Regions from separate parts of the Homo sapiens genome. Here regions 2, 3, 4 and 5 are each linked to region 1. A link is a contact called in ENCODE Hi-C or POLR2A ChIA-PET data. All regions are on one chromosome and are shown on one strand. The core of a region is the stretch at or near the end of the contact, and the rest is flanking DNA. Distances in the headings are between cores, read along the strand shown. Region 1 overlaps LINC02320 (long intergenic non-protein coding RNA 2320). Region 2 overlaps DYNC1H1 (dynein cytoplasmic 1 heavy chain 1). Region 3 overlaps DYNC1H1 (dynein cytoplasmic 1 heavy chain 1). Region 4 overlaps DYNC1H1 (dynein cytoplasmic 1 heavy chain 1). Region 5 has its middle 110 kb from the start of LINC02285.

The links. A loop is a pair of places that touch in the nucleus more often than their neighbours do. ChIA-PET counts read pairs that join two places held with the same protein, here RNA polymerase II (POLR2A). Pooled maps may share reads with other maps.
Region 2: a map of gastrocnemius medialis shows a loop between it and region 1 (21-fold over the local background). The contact joins two enhancer-like sites. A Hi-C loop is called at or near these places in 9 of 168 maps with a recorded cell type or tissue (B cell, HCT116, PC-9 and 5 more) and 20 of 50 pooled maps. POLR2A ChIA-PET finds 5 or more read pairs at or near these places in 2 of 52 experiments (A673 and OCI-LY7).
Region 3: a loop to region 1 is called in a map of naive thymus-derived CD4-positive, alpha-beta T cell, with 11 times the contacts of the local background. The contact joins two enhancer-like sites. A Hi-C loop is called at or near these places in 1 of 168 maps with a recorded cell type or tissue (naive thymus-derived CD4-positive, alpha-beta T cell) and 9 of 50 pooled maps. POLR2A ChIA-PET finds 5 or more read pairs at or near these places in 4 of 52 experiments (HEK293, OCI-LY7, activated B cell and 1 more).
Region 4: a map of PC-9 shows a loop between it and region 1 (11-fold over the local background). The contact joins two enhancer-like sites. A Hi-C loop is called at or near these places in 5 of 168 maps with a recorded cell type or tissue (B cell, GM12878, PC-9 and 2 more), 30 of 37 single-sample maps with no recorded cell type and 16 of 50 pooled maps. POLR2A ChIA-PET finds 5 or more read pairs at or near these places in 4 of 52 experiments (K562, activated B cell, activated CD4-positive, alpha-beta T cell and 1 more).
Region 5: a map of mesothelial cell of epicardium shows a loop between it and region 1 (29-fold over the local background). The contact joins two enhancer-like sites. A Hi-C loop is called at or near these places in 1 of 168 maps with a recorded cell type or tissue (mesothelial cell of epicardium). POLR2A ChIA-PET finds 5 or more read pairs at or near these places in 1 of 52 experiments (activated T-cell).

The regions. Positions count from the first base shown.
Region 1 is chr14:101,705,552-101,708,431 of GRCh38, forward strand. The region is part of intron 1 of LINC02320 (long intergenic non-protein coding RNA 2320); the gene reads right to left. Among named protein-coding and RNA genes, the nearest start is that of LINC00239, 23 kb to the right of the region's middle. RefSeq lists silencers at 192-251, 332-451, 462-731 and an enhancer at 2,138-2,880. Within about 2 kb of position 1,305, at least 27 of the 41 ENCODE cell types and tissues checked have a DNase peak (open chromatin) inside an H3K27ac peak, as active enhancers do; they include B cell, PC-9, dorsolateral prefrontal cortex and 2 more, where a contact is called at or near this core.
Region 2 is chr14:102,042,504-102,045,203 of GRCh38, forward strand. It overlaps DYNC1H1 (dynein cytoplasmic 1 heavy chain 1), which reads left to right. Exons shown (of 78, transcript NM_001376.5): 68 at 1-4; 69 at 132-245; 70 at 1,372-1,542; 71 at 1,771-1,988; 72 at 2,092-2,195. Among named protein-coding and RNA genes, the nearest start is that of HSP90AA1, 43 kb to the right of the region's middle. Within about 2 kb of position 1,293, at least 5 of the 41 ENCODE cell types and tissues checked have a DNase peak (open chromatin) inside an H3K27ac peak, as active enhancers do; they include dorsolateral prefrontal cortex, gastrocnemius medialis and heart right ventricle, where a contact is called at or near this core.
Region 3 is chr14:102,018,946-102,021,830 of GRCh38, forward strand. DYNC1H1 (dynein cytoplasmic 1 heavy chain 1) reads left to right here. Exons shown (of 78, transcript NM_001376.5): 42 at 948-1,111. Among named protein-coding and RNA genes, the nearest start is that of DYNC1H1, 56 kb to the left of the region's middle. Within about 2 kb of position 1,531, at least 3 of the 41 ENCODE cell types and tissues checked have a DNase peak (open chromatin) inside an H3K27ac peak, as active enhancers do.
Region 4 is chr14:101,979,395-101,982,227 of GRCh38, forward strand. DYNC1H1 (dynein cytoplasmic 1 heavy chain 1) reads left to right here. Exons shown (of 78, transcript NM_001376.5): 3 at 1-98; 4 at 325-580; 5 at 970-1,156. Among named protein-coding and RNA genes, the nearest start is that of DYNC1H1, 16 kb to the left of the region's middle. RefSeq lists an enhancer at 1,666-1,715. Within about 2 kb of position 1,455, at least 18 of the 41 ENCODE cell types and tissues checked have a DNase peak (open chromatin) inside an H3K27ac peak, as active enhancers do; they include B cell and PC-9, where a contact is called at or near this core.
Region 5 is chr14:101,227,678-101,230,510 of GRCh38, forward strand. No RefSeq gene overlaps it. Among named protein-coding and RNA genes, the nearest start is that of LINC02285, 110 kb to the left of the region's middle. Within about 2 kb of position 1,456, at least 2 of the 41 ENCODE cell types and tissues checked have a DNase peak (open chromatin) inside an H3K27ac peak, as active enhancers do.

The DNA.
Region 1 (2,880 bases), core at 55-2,554:
GGCAAAATGTTAACGTGAAGAATTATGAGAGATTATTTGGGCATCTCATTTTTCCGTGGATTTGGACATTTTTGTCCAGTCCCCAGAGGTGACAGTGTGGCCTCTATGGCTGCCCCGTGCTCTGTGACCGGCGCATATTCACCACGGGTGAGCCCCTCGAGCTGGGCCCTGGGGAGAGAGAGGGCGGTGCCCAAGCCAGGACCCTGCGGGCCGGGGCTGGAGGAGGCGCAGGTCCCGGCGTCCATGTGCAGCCCTGCGGCCGGGGCGCGAGATCTCCCCGCAGGCGGCCGCTCCCCGCCAGGGGCTTCCGGGAGCAGCCGAAGCCTGAACCTGGACGAGCCGCGACCGCAGCCGGCGGGGGGTGCCGTCCTCCTCGCCCTCCCTGGAGCCCGGCCCTGGGCCCACGCCGTGCCCCGAGCCTCCTCTGCGGCCCGCCCCCAGTTCCCCCGGTCCGCCGCGGCCGGGCATGGGGAGGTGAAGGCCTCCGTGGGGTGACAGGGGGCGCGGGGCCGCTTGTCCCCAGCGCAGGAGGAGCCGGGACCCGACGCGCACCCTCCGGCCTGCTGGAGGCTGAGCCGCCGCAGGGAAAGCACGTGGGTGAAGGGCCCAGCGCGGCGGTTCCTTGAAAAAGCGGGAGCCTGGTCTCAGCTGGGGCCTGGGGCCTGCCCCGCCCATGCAGGGGTCGCGGGAGCAGGGGCTCGGCCTCCTTCCCAGGCCGTGGCGGCGCCGCCCCGGAGGCAGGGACAGGGGCGAGCTCCCGCTGAGCCGCACTTCCTGGGCGAGGCCGCTGCAGGCAGCGCCGGAGGCACGTGCCCCGAGGGCCTCCTCTTCTGCCCCAGCTTGACAGGCAGCCCTGGGAGGAGTGAGAAGCTGCTGGCGCCGGATTCCTGCCCCTAACTCCCTTCAGGAGGAAATTCATGAGGCCCAGGCCAAGAGAGGAGGCTTCCCGGCAAAAAGGGAAGGGCTGGGCAGGGGCAGCAGGAACCACGGCCCGAGGGGTGAGAGCTTCTGGGCTCTGAGAGCCTGACCCTGACTTCCCTTGGCCCGTGGACATGACCTCTCCAGGTCAGATTCCTCCTCCGCAGAATGGAGGGGATGGTACTGGCAGGAGGTTGTACCGACCTCGCAAGGCCATCTCGAGGGCTCGAGGAAAGGCCTACCACGCATGGCCCGTGGACAGAGCTGGTAAATATTGGCTGTCACTAAGTTCAAGGCCGCAGGGAACATGGCAGAGTGACCCAGGTGTCAGCACAGGCCTTGTGCATGAGGAAGCGCTAGGGGAAGGGAAGGAGACCTCTACACCCACTGCCTGCACACCCTGGGACAGGACTCCAGAAGTCCCCGCCCAAATCCCCCTCCATCTCCCCCTCTAACCTAAGCCCCAGGTGCTGTGCCGTATCCCCAGCACCCAGCACAGTGCCTGGCACACAGCATGACTGCCCACAGGGGCAGGGGCTGCAGAGAACCCGCAGGGATACAGCCGACCTGCAGGCCCAGTAACAACTAGGTTTTTAAAATCCAGAATGAGGCTCTGCGGTTCACCTGGAGACATGAAGACTGGGTCTGGCGCCACACACACACAGCAGGGTCTGTGGTCTCCGTTTCCAAGGCCCCCGAATCCCTGGCAGTCCCCAGCCCAGCTGCAGCAGGGACCAGCTTCCTTAGCTGGACCATGATCCCCCTCGAGCATTAGAGACAGGAGCTAGTTCTGAAGAGCCCGGGACAGGTGTAGTGAAGATGCCTGTCCCGTGAAATCCTCCCCTTTAATGAGGAGGCTGCCTACCGCCGGGGCCAAGGAACTGAAATGGAGCAAGAAGGGGCCGCAGGCAATTCACCACCAGCAGGGCCTGTGAGTCCTTGAGCCCCGCATAAAAAAGTATCCAGCTTGGCGCAATCTAAGGTGTAATTGTACCATTTGGTCACCAGAGGGCGCTCAATAATCATCTTTGCTTTTAGTATCGCAAATTACGCAGCAGAAAACTTCCTGCCCATTCAGCACACGCAAGCCACTGTTGCATGTTTCTTGTGTCAGCTCAAGTAATTCTCACAACCAGCCATGAAGTATTTGTTGTTGCCCTTACACAGCCGAAGAATCTGAGGTTCAGAGTATTTGAGTAATTTGGCTGAGGTCACACAGCAGTGACTCTTAGAGGCAGGACCAAGCCCAGGTCTTGTCTCCAGAGGCTGCACTGTGCACCCCCATACTGCTTCCTGTTCGACCTGTATGATACTGCATGCATTTAAGTTCATGTTCTAGCAAAATATCTCCCTGTATAAGGTGCCAAACTTTTATTTGAAGTGCTAGGGGTGCACACAGTGCAGCACAGAGGAAAGTCCTTTGTTTCGTCCCAGGAGTTTGGGTCTGACCCTGTAGCAGGGTGTGCTTGTGCCGGCTCACAAGCAGACTATTACAGTGCAGGGTGTGTAGTAGGACCCTCTGGGCTCCCTCATCCCCACCAGTGCTCACATGCTCCTGATCACCAAGGACAGCCGTCCTGGACCTCCCCAAGTCGTCATGCAGGCCATCTGGGAAGGGAATATGCCCAGGAGCTCCGCCTCTGAGCTGTTGGAAATGCATGCCCCAGGGTGGGCTCAGAGAGCAGGCAAACACACAGGGTATTGTCCAGGTGACGGAGGGGGTCCTGGGCCCTATCTGGGGGCTGCTGTAGGGTTAGCAGCTGAGAAAGGGCCTCACAGCTCTAGCCAAGGAGTCTTCCCTATTCACCCAAATCTGGAAGTTTCATATGGTTCTGGAGACCCGGCTCTGAGAGGACCCCAGCTCCAGAGGGCGGAGGCCACATTTGCATCCCCCGGCTTTGCAAAGCCCTGCCACATAGCAGTGGACTCCATACATACTCAGAGGTAAAGAGAGGGTGAGAA
Region 2 (2,700 bases), core at 43-2,542, 340 kb after region 1:
CAAGGTGGGTGGTTGAAGGAGTGGAGACGTTGCAGGCTGGCCTGGCACTGTGCTGTCGGCACGTGTGTGGTGGAATTGAACAGGCGCCCTCATCCACACCCGAGCATAACTGGAACGGCGCTCTCCCTTAGGTGCCTGTGAATCTGCTCCGTGCGGGCCGCATCTTTGTGTTCGAGCCACCGCCAGGGGTGAAGGCCAACATGCTGAGGACGTTCAGCAGCATTCCCGTCTCACGGATATGCAAGGTAAGTACCTTGTCCTCCTGGTATGCTTTCCCCATAGAAGCTAAAGCCCAGTCCCATCACCAAATGCAGAAGTGGGTCCCTGGGCCCCCGGAAGTGCCGTGTGGTGAACTGCACAGCTGCTTTTGCTTTTCAGCTGTAGGTAAAATTTCCTTCCATGGCCGGGCACCGTGGCTCACACTGGTAATCCTAGCACTTTGGAAGGTCGAGGTGGGAGGATCACTTGAGCCCAGGAGTTCAAGACTGTCTGGGCAGGCCAGGAGTGGTGGCTCACGCCTGTAATCCCTGCACTTTGGGAGGCTGAGGTGGGCAGATCACTTGAGGTCAGGAGTTCAAGACCAGCATGGCCAACATGGTGAAACTCCGTCTCTACTAAAAATATAAAAAATTAGCCAGGCGTGGTGGCGTGCGCCTATAATCCCAGCTACTGGGGAGGCTGAGGCAGGAGAATCGCTTGAACCCAGGAGGCAGAGGTTGGCAGTGAGCTGAGATCACATCACTGCACTCCAGCCTGGGCGAAAGAGCAAGACCCCGTCTCAAAAAAAAAAAAAAAAAGACCTGTCTGGACAACATAGTGAGATCCTGTCTCTATATAAAATTTCCTTCCTTTGAGCAGGTTGAAAAGTAAAAGCCATGTTTGATTATGGGGTGTGATGAGGTCCCAGAGGAGCAGAGATGCCCACGGAGAAGCTGGGACTCAGAGTTGTGTCCCCAGGTGGCAGGCAATCTCCTCTCCCCCAGCACAGGCCCCCAAGACCAAACAGAGCCCTCCCAGGCGCCAAGTGAAGACCGAAACTCTTGGGCGAGAGGAGGGGGATTGTGGCAGGGGTTTCGTTCTGTCAATTCTGTTCTATTTTGTGCCACATTCACGTTTTCTGACATTCTTAGAAACTCTGTCTTCTCTAGATTTCTTACTGGCTGAATAAATTCTGATGGTCTCATTGGATGACACGTCTATTAATAGAAAAGTTGGCATACTTTTCTCCTAGCAGCAGTACTCATGTGAATCTGCTGCCATCGTCAGGATGTGGAGAGCTCTTTGTAAAGCTTTGACTGACCTGGCATCTGCACTGTTCTTGGCGAAGTGCTGTTTTCTAATGACTCTGTGCTTGGTCACTTTCCTCACCAGTCTCCCAACGAGCGTGCCCGCTTGTACTTCCTGCTGGCCTGGTTTCATGCGATCATCCAAGAACGCTTACGATACGCACCACTGGGGTGGTCAAAGAAGTATGAATTTGGAGAGTCTGACCTGCGGTCAGCTTGCGATACGGTGGACACGTGGCTGGATGACACGGCCAAGGCAAGTGTGGGCCATGCCAGGACAGACAGTGGACGTGTATCTGGGAAGGATGCTGCAGGGCGTGGTGCTGAGAGGCCAGACTCTGCGTGGAAGAGCGAGCTGACCCCTCGTGACCGCCAAAGCCTAGCTGGCCATGGGGAGTGAGGAGGAAAGCTGTGCCCCTCGAAAGGAAGCCCCGGGCCTGCCCGCCTCTGACCACACACACGAACCCTGCTTTTCCTCCCCCAGGGCAGGCAGAACATCTCACCGGATAAGATCCCGTGGTCTGCACTAAAGACCTTAATGGCCCAGTCCATTTATGGCGGGCGCGTGGACAACGAGTTTGACCAGCGTCTGCTCAACACCTTCCTGGAGCGCCTGTTCACAACCAGGAGTTTCGACAGTGAGTTTAAGCTGGCATGCAAGGTCGACGGACATAAAGACATTCAAATGCCAGATGGCATCAGGTATGCTGCTGCCTGCTGGAATGGAGACAGTTGTGATGTCAGGGCGTCTGGTGTCACTCAGAGGTGACCCCTGACATCATTTCCAAATGCACTGGTTTTCTAGGCGAGAGGAGTTTGTGCAGTGGGTGGAGTTGCTCCCCGACACCCAGACGCCCTCCTGGCTGGGCCTGCCCAACAACGCCGAGAGAGTCCTCCTTACCACACAGGGTAGGCAACAAGGATCCTCCCCACACGCAGGGTGGGTGGCGAGGGTCCCCTCACGCGGGGTGGGTGGCGAGGGTCCCCACACGCAGGGTGAGTGTGCACTGCTGTCCCAGGGCCCTCCCTGGTTATGCTGGGTGTGGCTCTGTCAGCCTCGGCCTTCCTGCCAGTCTCCAGCTGCTCCTAGCTCCACTCCGAGGGGAGGCAGAGGAAAGAACTGGCTCTTCTCTGCAGCATCAACTCAGTTCTAGAGAAAAGGCTTGATATTTATGTAAATGAGCCTAGAAATAACATTTAGATGTTCATCTCATATTGAAAAGCAGTTACTGGCTGGGCACACTGGCTCACACCTATAATCCCAGCACTTTGGGAGGCCAAGGCGGGCAGATCACTCGAGGTTAGGATTTCCAGACCAGCCTGGTCAACATGGCAAAACCTCGTCTCTACTAAAAATACAAAAATTAGGTGAGCATGGTGGCAGGCACCTGTAATCCCAGCTACTCAGGAGGCT
Region 3 (2,885 bases), core at 281-2,780, 310 kb after region 1:
CTCAAAATAAAATGAGAAGTTTATTGAAATAAAGATTGGACTTTATTCAGAGATGTTATTGAGCCGAGAGACTTTCTCCAAGGTCTGTCATCAAAGTCACTTTTCTATGCAGGTGCTAAGACTGCTGACATTTCCATGCTTAATCATTATCCTATGCATGTGTATGTATGTGTATATGATGAAAATAGAGCCATACAGTTTCTAAATGTATATAAAGGCTGCATATCTGCCAGATTGCTCTCAAGATGGTTGGACCAGCTACGCCTCCACCAGCAGCACCCGCTTCCCTGTATTCTGCAACATTTAAAAAATAGTCATTAACAAAAATGTCTTTGCCCATTTGGTGAGAAATGACTCTCGTTGCTATTTGCATTTCTCTGTTGAGCCTCCCATGGAGCCGCTGGCTGCGGGGGATGAGTGGGAGCCGCCAACTGCCCTGCTGTGTCTCCCTCGCTCTTCATGCTTTGGGACAGCTTTCTTGTCATAGGTGGCAGATGCTTTTTCCCAGTATTTAATTTGCTTTTAAGTATTTTCAGAAGGATTTTTTGTAGTTTCATTGTTTAAATATTTAAATCGTTAAATATAATGTATTTCAGCATAAAGTGAGCAGCTTGAATCTAACTTTGTTCTGGACAGTTATTTATCCAATTGTTCCAACATTGTTTACTCATTTGGAGACGGAGTCTCACTCTGTCGCCAAGGCTGGAATGCAGTGGCGCAGTCTCGGCTCACTGCAACCTCCGCCTCCTGGGTTCAAGCGATTCTTCTGCCTCAGCCTCCCTAGTAGCTGGGACTACAGGCACCCACCACCATGTCCAGCTATCTTCTTAAATATTTCAGGGTCTAGGTTCTTTAATGTAAACATGTTTTGCCACATTTTACCTTTTGACCACTTCTCTGTGTCTTAAGATATTTACGTGTACCTTCCATTTTTCTCATTGCCATAGGAGAGATTCACCCAGGATACACAACCTCACTATATCTATTCACCCCGTGAAATGACTAGGTGGGTGAGAGGCATCTTTGAAGCGCTGAGACCTCTGGAGACCCTGCCTGTTGAAGGCCTCATTCGGATTTGGGCACATGAAGCTCTGCGTCTCTTCCAAGATAGGTAAGGGAAGCCGAGGATCCAGTTGGTCCCATTCTCCCCTGCTCTGAGTTCTTACAGCTGTCGAAGCTGGGGTCTTTGCAGGGGTGGTCTGCCTAAGTTAGAGCCAGGTGGTGCCAGTGGTGGAAGGAGCAGAGTCAGCCAGGGCAGCCTCCCGTCTGGACACTGGTCACAGTTGCCCCAGGGTAACAAAGTCACAGTGCGCTGAATGCACCGGCTGGCCCACCACTGTCTGCTTACACAAGGCACTTTCATAAACCTTGTGGCTGTGAACAGGGTACTTTTTTTTTTAAAGATACATCATAGAAGTCAAAAAACGGGGCACTTTAATAAACCTTTTAAACTGTCAGGTGGGACCACAAAAGGTAGCAGCTGCCTGTGATAACCTTACCAGAGCACGGGTTCACTGCTGAGTTAAAAGGTCTCCCAACAACTGCCCAGTGTGCGTGTTCCGTAACCACCACCCCTCTTCCTGTTTCTCAGTCTGTGTTCTCATCAAAGGCTTTGCAGCTGCAGCTCTGGGGCACTGGTTTTCTCTTTTACCTGTTGCCCACTTGGATCAATTCTTGTCTTGTAAGTTTTGAGTTTTTCTAGTTAAGTGACCAATACTTAAGGGAAAAAATTGCTAACGGATGACTGATCGGCATCAACTGTGGAAGGTTTTGTGGTTTGAATTGCAGTAAGATGACTTGGCAGATGGTTCCCTCCAGACTAAGAAATGCTTAAGTGTTTGGCAGCTGTGCCTCTGGACCAGGTGTCATCCTGCAGTTTTTCCTGTCATTACTGTACAAGGAGTCTCAGAATACTGCCTAGTTGTAATCACTGGGTTTCCAACCCGAGTCCTTGGCATTCTTGGGCAACACCGGGTACATTACTGACAGCCACTGTAAGAGATGAGCAGGCAAGGCAGAGTGCAGAGTATGTTGGCTGTGGCAGCCCTGTTTTTATTTCTTATTGGAGTTCTGCTGCTTTTTAAACAGTCTTTTGTTATTGTTGCTATGTCAGCTACCTTCACTCTCCCCTTTTCAATTAAAAAAAAATTGGCTGGGCATAGTGGTTCACATCTATAATCCCAGCACTTTGGAAGGTCGAGGCAGGAGGATCATTGAGCCCAGGAGTTCAAGGCCAGCCTGACCAACATAGTGAGACCCCCATCTCTACAAAAAATAAAAAATTAGCCAGGTGTGGTGACGTGTACCTGTAGTCCCAGCTACTTGGGAGGCTGAGACAGGAAGATCGATTGAGCCTGGGAGGCTGCAGCTACAGTGAGCCATGATCGTGCCACTGCATTCCAGCCTGAGTGACAGAGCAAGACCCTGTCTCCCACAATATAGTTTTCACAGATTTCTAGTACCACAGAGAATTTTGTTTAAATTCAAATGTCGCAACAGCAGTTGTGCTTACAAATTCAGATTGGCTTCAGTAAGTATATACCTGCCTTCACTAGACCCTCACCTGGTAGCCTGCATAGGAGATCTTACAGTCAGCTTCTCAAAAGGTCCTCACACAGCAGCGCAGTCACAGTCTCGCCTGCTTGCCTTGTAGTAAGTCTTACACCTCTAAAACTACACACATCACAGTTCCCATTTCTTTTTTCTTTTTCTTTTTTTTTTTTTTTTTTTTGAGACAAGAGTCTCGCTTTGTCACCCAGGCTAGAGTGCAATGGCATGATCTCAGCTCACTGCAATCTCCGTCTCCTGGGTTCAAAGCAATTCTTGTGCCCCAGCCCCCAGAGTAGCTGGGATTACAGACATGTGCCACCACGCCTGGCTGATTT
Region 4 (2,833 bases), core at 205-2,704, 270 kb after region 1:
AGTGAAGACTCGCCCTACGAAACTTTGCATTCTTTCATTAGCAATGCAGTGGCTCCTTTTTTTAAGTCCTACATTAGAGAGTCTGGCAAGGCAGACAGGTAAAAACTGTGGTTTGAATGTTATATTTCACTTAATGTTCACAAGATAGTATAGAACTCGGTGTAAAACTTGGGAATTGGGAGGGTAACGCTAGTGAGCCGAGGGGATATAAACCCTGTGTATTAATAAATATGTGTGTCATTACTATTTGACAGACCTGAAATGATGGGATCTCTTTGGAGACCAATAGCACACTAAATGTTGAGGTATGAAATCTGTTTTTAGGGATGGTGATAAAATGGCTCCTTCAGTTGAAAAGAAGATTGCAGAACTCGAAATGGGACTCCTTCACTTGCAGCAAAATATTGAAATTCCGGAGATCAGCCTGCCGATTCATCCAATGATCACAAATGTTGCAAAACAGTGTTATGAGCGTGGAGAAAAGCCAAAAGTTACAGACTTTGGTGATAAGGTTGAAGACCCAACATTTCTTAATCAGTTACAATCTGGAGTTAACCGCTGGATCCGAGAAATTCAAAAAGTAAGAGCACAGGATTGAAAGTTATGTAAAATATGTTACTCTTTAATATCTTTGGGAAAACTGATCTGGATTTTGTAAGTGAGGTAAATTATGTGATAACTTGTTAGTGGTGCCGCCTCTTGGTCCTGGGACTGTCCAGTGCAGGACTAGCCTTGGTCTGGGTGGAATGGTCAGGGGACAGTGTGAGATTGCTTGAGTAGTCACCCTGATAGAGCATTAATCTCAGCAGTCGTATACCTTTGATTTCAAATCAAGCCACTTTTGATTTACAGGGAAGGAAATCTACTTGAAATATAAAAATTGAGTTGTAATGCATGTGTTTTGTTAACGATATCTATTCTACCTTGTTTAAATAGTGAATACCCTTGGGTGTTATTTTATTTTCAAAGGTGACCAAACTGGATCGAGATCCTGCATCAGGAACTGCCTTACAGGAAATTAGTTTTTGGCTAAACTTGGAACGTGCGTTATACCGCATCCAGGAGAAACGGGAGAGCCCGGAAGTTCTCCTGACTCTGGATATCTTGAAACATGGCAAGCGCTTCCATGCCACCGTCAGTTTTGACACTGACACAGGTAACAACTAGAACTAATAATCTGATCAGTAAGTTATTGATCTGGCTTTTACGAGATCTTACTTGATAATTTAAATGAAAACTATAGTTTTCACAGATGTACTGTCGTTTTTAACCATTTCCTTTCTTACATCACATCTTATCTTTCCCTCAGTTCCAAGTAATGAAAATTATTCTCCTACACACTTAGCTTTCCCCTTTCCCTTCAGGGGATTTAAGAACATGAAACAGTCTCTAGGTATGAGCACAGATTCCTTCTTGTTTCCCCACTGCTGGGCTCCATGAGTCATCTCCACGAGTCGGCTGTACAATTGGCACAAAGTCAGGTATGCTTTTGACAGGCCAGGCAAGAAGGTGGTTTAAGTGAAGCAGTTCTATTTGCCCAGAGGGTTGTGGAAAAAGAACTGGTCAGTACCACTTTCTCTTCCTCTTTTTACTTGCCCCTTTCTCTTCTTTGTCTTCCTCCCTATTCTGACAAGTGGCCAAAATGAATTTAGTTTTCTGAGTGGAGAACAGTGCCAGTGATGTTGTTTTTTGTTTTGTTTTGTTTTGTTTTTTTCTTTTTAAAATTTTTAAAATTTATTTTTTTTAAGAGATGGGATCTCACTTTGTTTCCCAGGCTGGAATGTGGTGGCATAATCATAGCTCACTGCTGCCTGGAGTTCCCAGGCTCAAGCCATCCTCTCACCTCAGCCACCCAAGTAGCTGGGACTACAGGGATGTACCACCATGTCCAACTAATTTTTGAATTTTTGTAGAAATGGGGACTTGCCACGTTGCCCATGCTGGTATCAAACTCCTAGTCTCAAGCAATCCTCCTGCCTTGGCCTCCCAAAGTGCTAGGATTACAGGTGTGAGCTACCACTCACAGTCATTATTACAATTATTTTTAAATTCTTTTAAAAACTTTGTAACTTGACTGAGCTGCATTAGCACGTACTAGGTCTACAATGTTTGAACACGAGGCATTATTAGGCATTTCTGTTCAACTCTGTGCTCACAAAAGACATGTTAGAACAAGTAATTAAGACAATAGCAGTTGTCATGTTCTCACTTCCCCCAAAAAACGTATGGTACCCACATCTTAAATGTTAGAGAAAATTGTAAGTAGAAACCTTCCGGTTACTTAGATCACATTGCACACATTACATGCGCATTCACTATGCTGAAATGTATACTTTGATTTTTTTAACACCTCTGAAACTTTTGTTTTTTTCCTAATACTTTTTTTGATCTTATGCCAAAGAAAGTCAATAAATAGATTAGGATCCAAGCACTTTCGTGATTCCATGTCCTTAGTTAGTAATATGTTCACCTAAATTAAGCCATGAATGTAAAACTTAAATTTTAATGTTTTCAAGGATAAAATTTTAGTTCTTCTAAACTTAATTGTTACTAATAAACGTTAAAATAATATAGAACAGGGGTCCCCAACCCCCAGACTGGTACTGGTCCGCGGCCTGTTGGGAACCAGGCTGTGCAGAAGGAGGCCAGCAGCGGCGAGTGAGCATTACTGCCTGAGCTCTGCCCCCGTCACATGAGTGGCGGCATTAGATTCTCATAGGGGCGCAAACCCTGTTGTGAACTGCGCACGCGAGGGATGTAGATTGTGCACTCCTTATGAGAATCTAATGCCTGATGATCTGTCCACCATCTCCCATTACATCACCCTCAGATG
Region 5 (2,833 bases), core at 206-2,705, 480 kb before region 1:
GGTCAGATGGAGGGGGCTCCATGGGAGGGAGAGCCCAGGGAGAAGCAGGTCGGGGCAGGAGTCTCGGCCTGATACCCATTGGCCCTCCCTGGACACCGCAGGCCGGGGACGCTGTGCAGACCACCCTGTAGGGGCGTCAGACACAGAGCAGCTTACGCGGAGGCCTCTCTCAGAATGGCCGCAGCAGGTCACACAGTTAGTGTCTCAAAGCCCTGCAGAGCTCTGAATGCAGGTTTGGGGACTGGAGATGACCTTCGAGGCTGGCCCCTGAGTGAGGGGAACAGCAGTGCTGGATTCAGGAAAATCTCCCCGGGAACCCAAGTGGGGAGCACAGACTCAAGAGGGAGCGACCAGAGCCCCGGCCGTCCATCCATGGTGGTGTGAGGGGAAAGGGAGGGGAACCAGATGGGGCCACATGGGCCATCTTGTGGGATAATATTTCAAAGACAAATCTCCATTGCTGACCGCAGCGTTTCTCAAAATTCAAGCACTGGAGGACCCCGGAGAACGGAGCTGCAGAACCGCCGGGTCTGTGCGAACCGCGGGGTCTGTGCGAACCGCGGGGTCTGTGAGAACCGCGGGGTCTGTGCCGCCTGGTGGGGAGCGCTGAGCGCTGATTGGTGTTTGGGAGGATGTCTCTCAGCTAGGATTCAGCCTTGCAGAAGGGAAGTGTGATGTCTGGGCAAAGGATTCAGCACAGGCGCTATCCCAAATATGCATTGCCTGTGGCCCAGTCTCCGCCCGAGGCGTCCTCAGAGAAACACAGTCAATCCGAGGAACAAGGTGACAAAGTAACTCCCGTCTGCCGGTGTCCCTGGAGGAGCCCCCAGGGCTCTGGCTCCCAGCCCACCAATTCCTTCAAACAACTTCCTTTTCTTGCCAGGAATTTCACATTTCTCAACGCCTCTGGGGCCTCACAGCCCCCACCCCATCTCACTGGTTGCCCCCCAGCCCTCTGGGAGGCCAAGTCCTCGTGGCCTTAGATCTGGGTCTCTCTCCATCCTGACTTCCCTCCAGGAGAGGGGTCTCGGGGTCCAGGCCTCACCCACCGACGGTCCAGGCCACTCATTTCCTGGGCCTTCCTTGCTCTCTGCAGAAAGACACAGAGGGCCCAGCAACTGCGTTTCACTGTTTCTCTCTCTAAAAAATGAAAAATAAAAATAAAAAACTTAAAATTCATGGGGAACTTCAGGTAAATAAAATAACCAGCGTCATTCTGGTGAATGTGTGTGGCGTCTGCCAGCGTGCTCACGTCAAGACGATGCCTCTATGGTGCAGACTCACGTCTGTGGAGCCCCAGGCTTCAGGGCCAGAGCCTGGGAAGCCTCCTAGGCTGACTCCCAAGGCCCCCTGTGCCCTGCAGCTCTGCCTTCTGCCCACTGGGAGTTCCCCAGGACTGCCCAGCAGCTCACATTGGCCTCTGTGTGCAGTCTTCTCTGTCTAGAATGCTCCCTGCTCCCCAAAGCCCACTTGCCTGGCAAGCGCTTTCCACTGTCCGGCAGCCCTCCCTGGCCCTCCCCTGCCCTTGCCCAGAGACCTTGGCCCTGGTCTCCCTCTGGGCAGCTCCTCCCTTCCTTGCGTGCTCCTGGGTAGCTATCCCCTCGCTCCTCCCCTAGGTGTAACATCTTCACGGCTGTCCGTCTCTAAACACGAGCCTCCAGACTACGGATACGTCTGGGTTCTCATCCCAGCTAAGCTATTATTACCTTCCTGTACAACAGGAAAGGTTCCCTTGTCCCTCTCGCAGGGCGTGCGATGGGGATGTGACTCGCTCCATCAGTGCCCTGCTGCCCAAACCTCTAGGGGAGCACACAGAGGGCAGGTCATGGGGGTCCGACCCCATGGCCGCGTCTAGGGGTGAATGTTTACAGCTGAAACCCCAGTGGGTGTGTGTTACAGGTACTCTCTTAGTTTGCCTTTGTTAACCAGCTCAATTAGACCCTCCACCTTGAGGCAAGGACAGAGGGCTTTGTGCATCCAGGGTTCTTGCCTTGGTGTACTGGAAGAATTGAATCACACCTGGGCTTGGAGAATAAGTGTAACGTTTTATTGAGTTTTATTAAGGTTTTATTGAGTTTTATTTATAGCTCTCAGCCCATGGGGGAGCCAGAAGGGAGACGGTTTTCCCCTGGAGTTGGGCTGCTGGCGGCCCCGGCTCTCCCCTGACTGCCCCAGCCAAACTCCGACTCGTCCCTCTGGTTCAAGGGCCTGCGGGTGTGCCGGGGCTTGTCGCTGTGCTCTCCCGCCGACGTGCCCCCTCCGCAGCCTCGCCCCCTCCGCAGCCTCGCCCCCCCCCCGCAGCCTCGCCCCCCCCGCAGCCTCGCCCCCCCCGCAGCCTCGCCCCCTCCGCAGCCTCGCCCCCCACCCCGCAGCCTCGCCCCCCCCGCAGCCTCGCCCCCCCCCGCAGCCTCGCCCCCCCCCGCAGCCTCGCCCCCTCCGCAGCCTCGCCCCCTCCGCAGCCTCGCCCCCTCCGCAGCCTCGCCCCCTCCGCAGCCTCTCCATGACCAGACCAGCCGCTTGGTGTCTCCTTCCGCGGCCGATGTGCTCTTCTCCTCCTCTGGCCCGCTAGTGTCTTGAGGGTTTGTATAGGCCCAGGATGGAGGCGAGGCAGTCCAGGGTGGTCTTGGTAAATGCAGCATATGGGCAGGAAATGCCTGTCCTCATCTAGGTCCGTGGGGGTGGAGCCCCGGCCAGGGATCCGCCTTTCTCTACCCAGCACTTCCCTTCCCTGCTTCCGTATCGTTTAAAGGGACCACGCTCTTCCCTTCCCAGCACTCCTGTATCATTTGTGCCTGCTTCCAAGTCTGTGAAATGGGGATAGAGGTGTGATTGT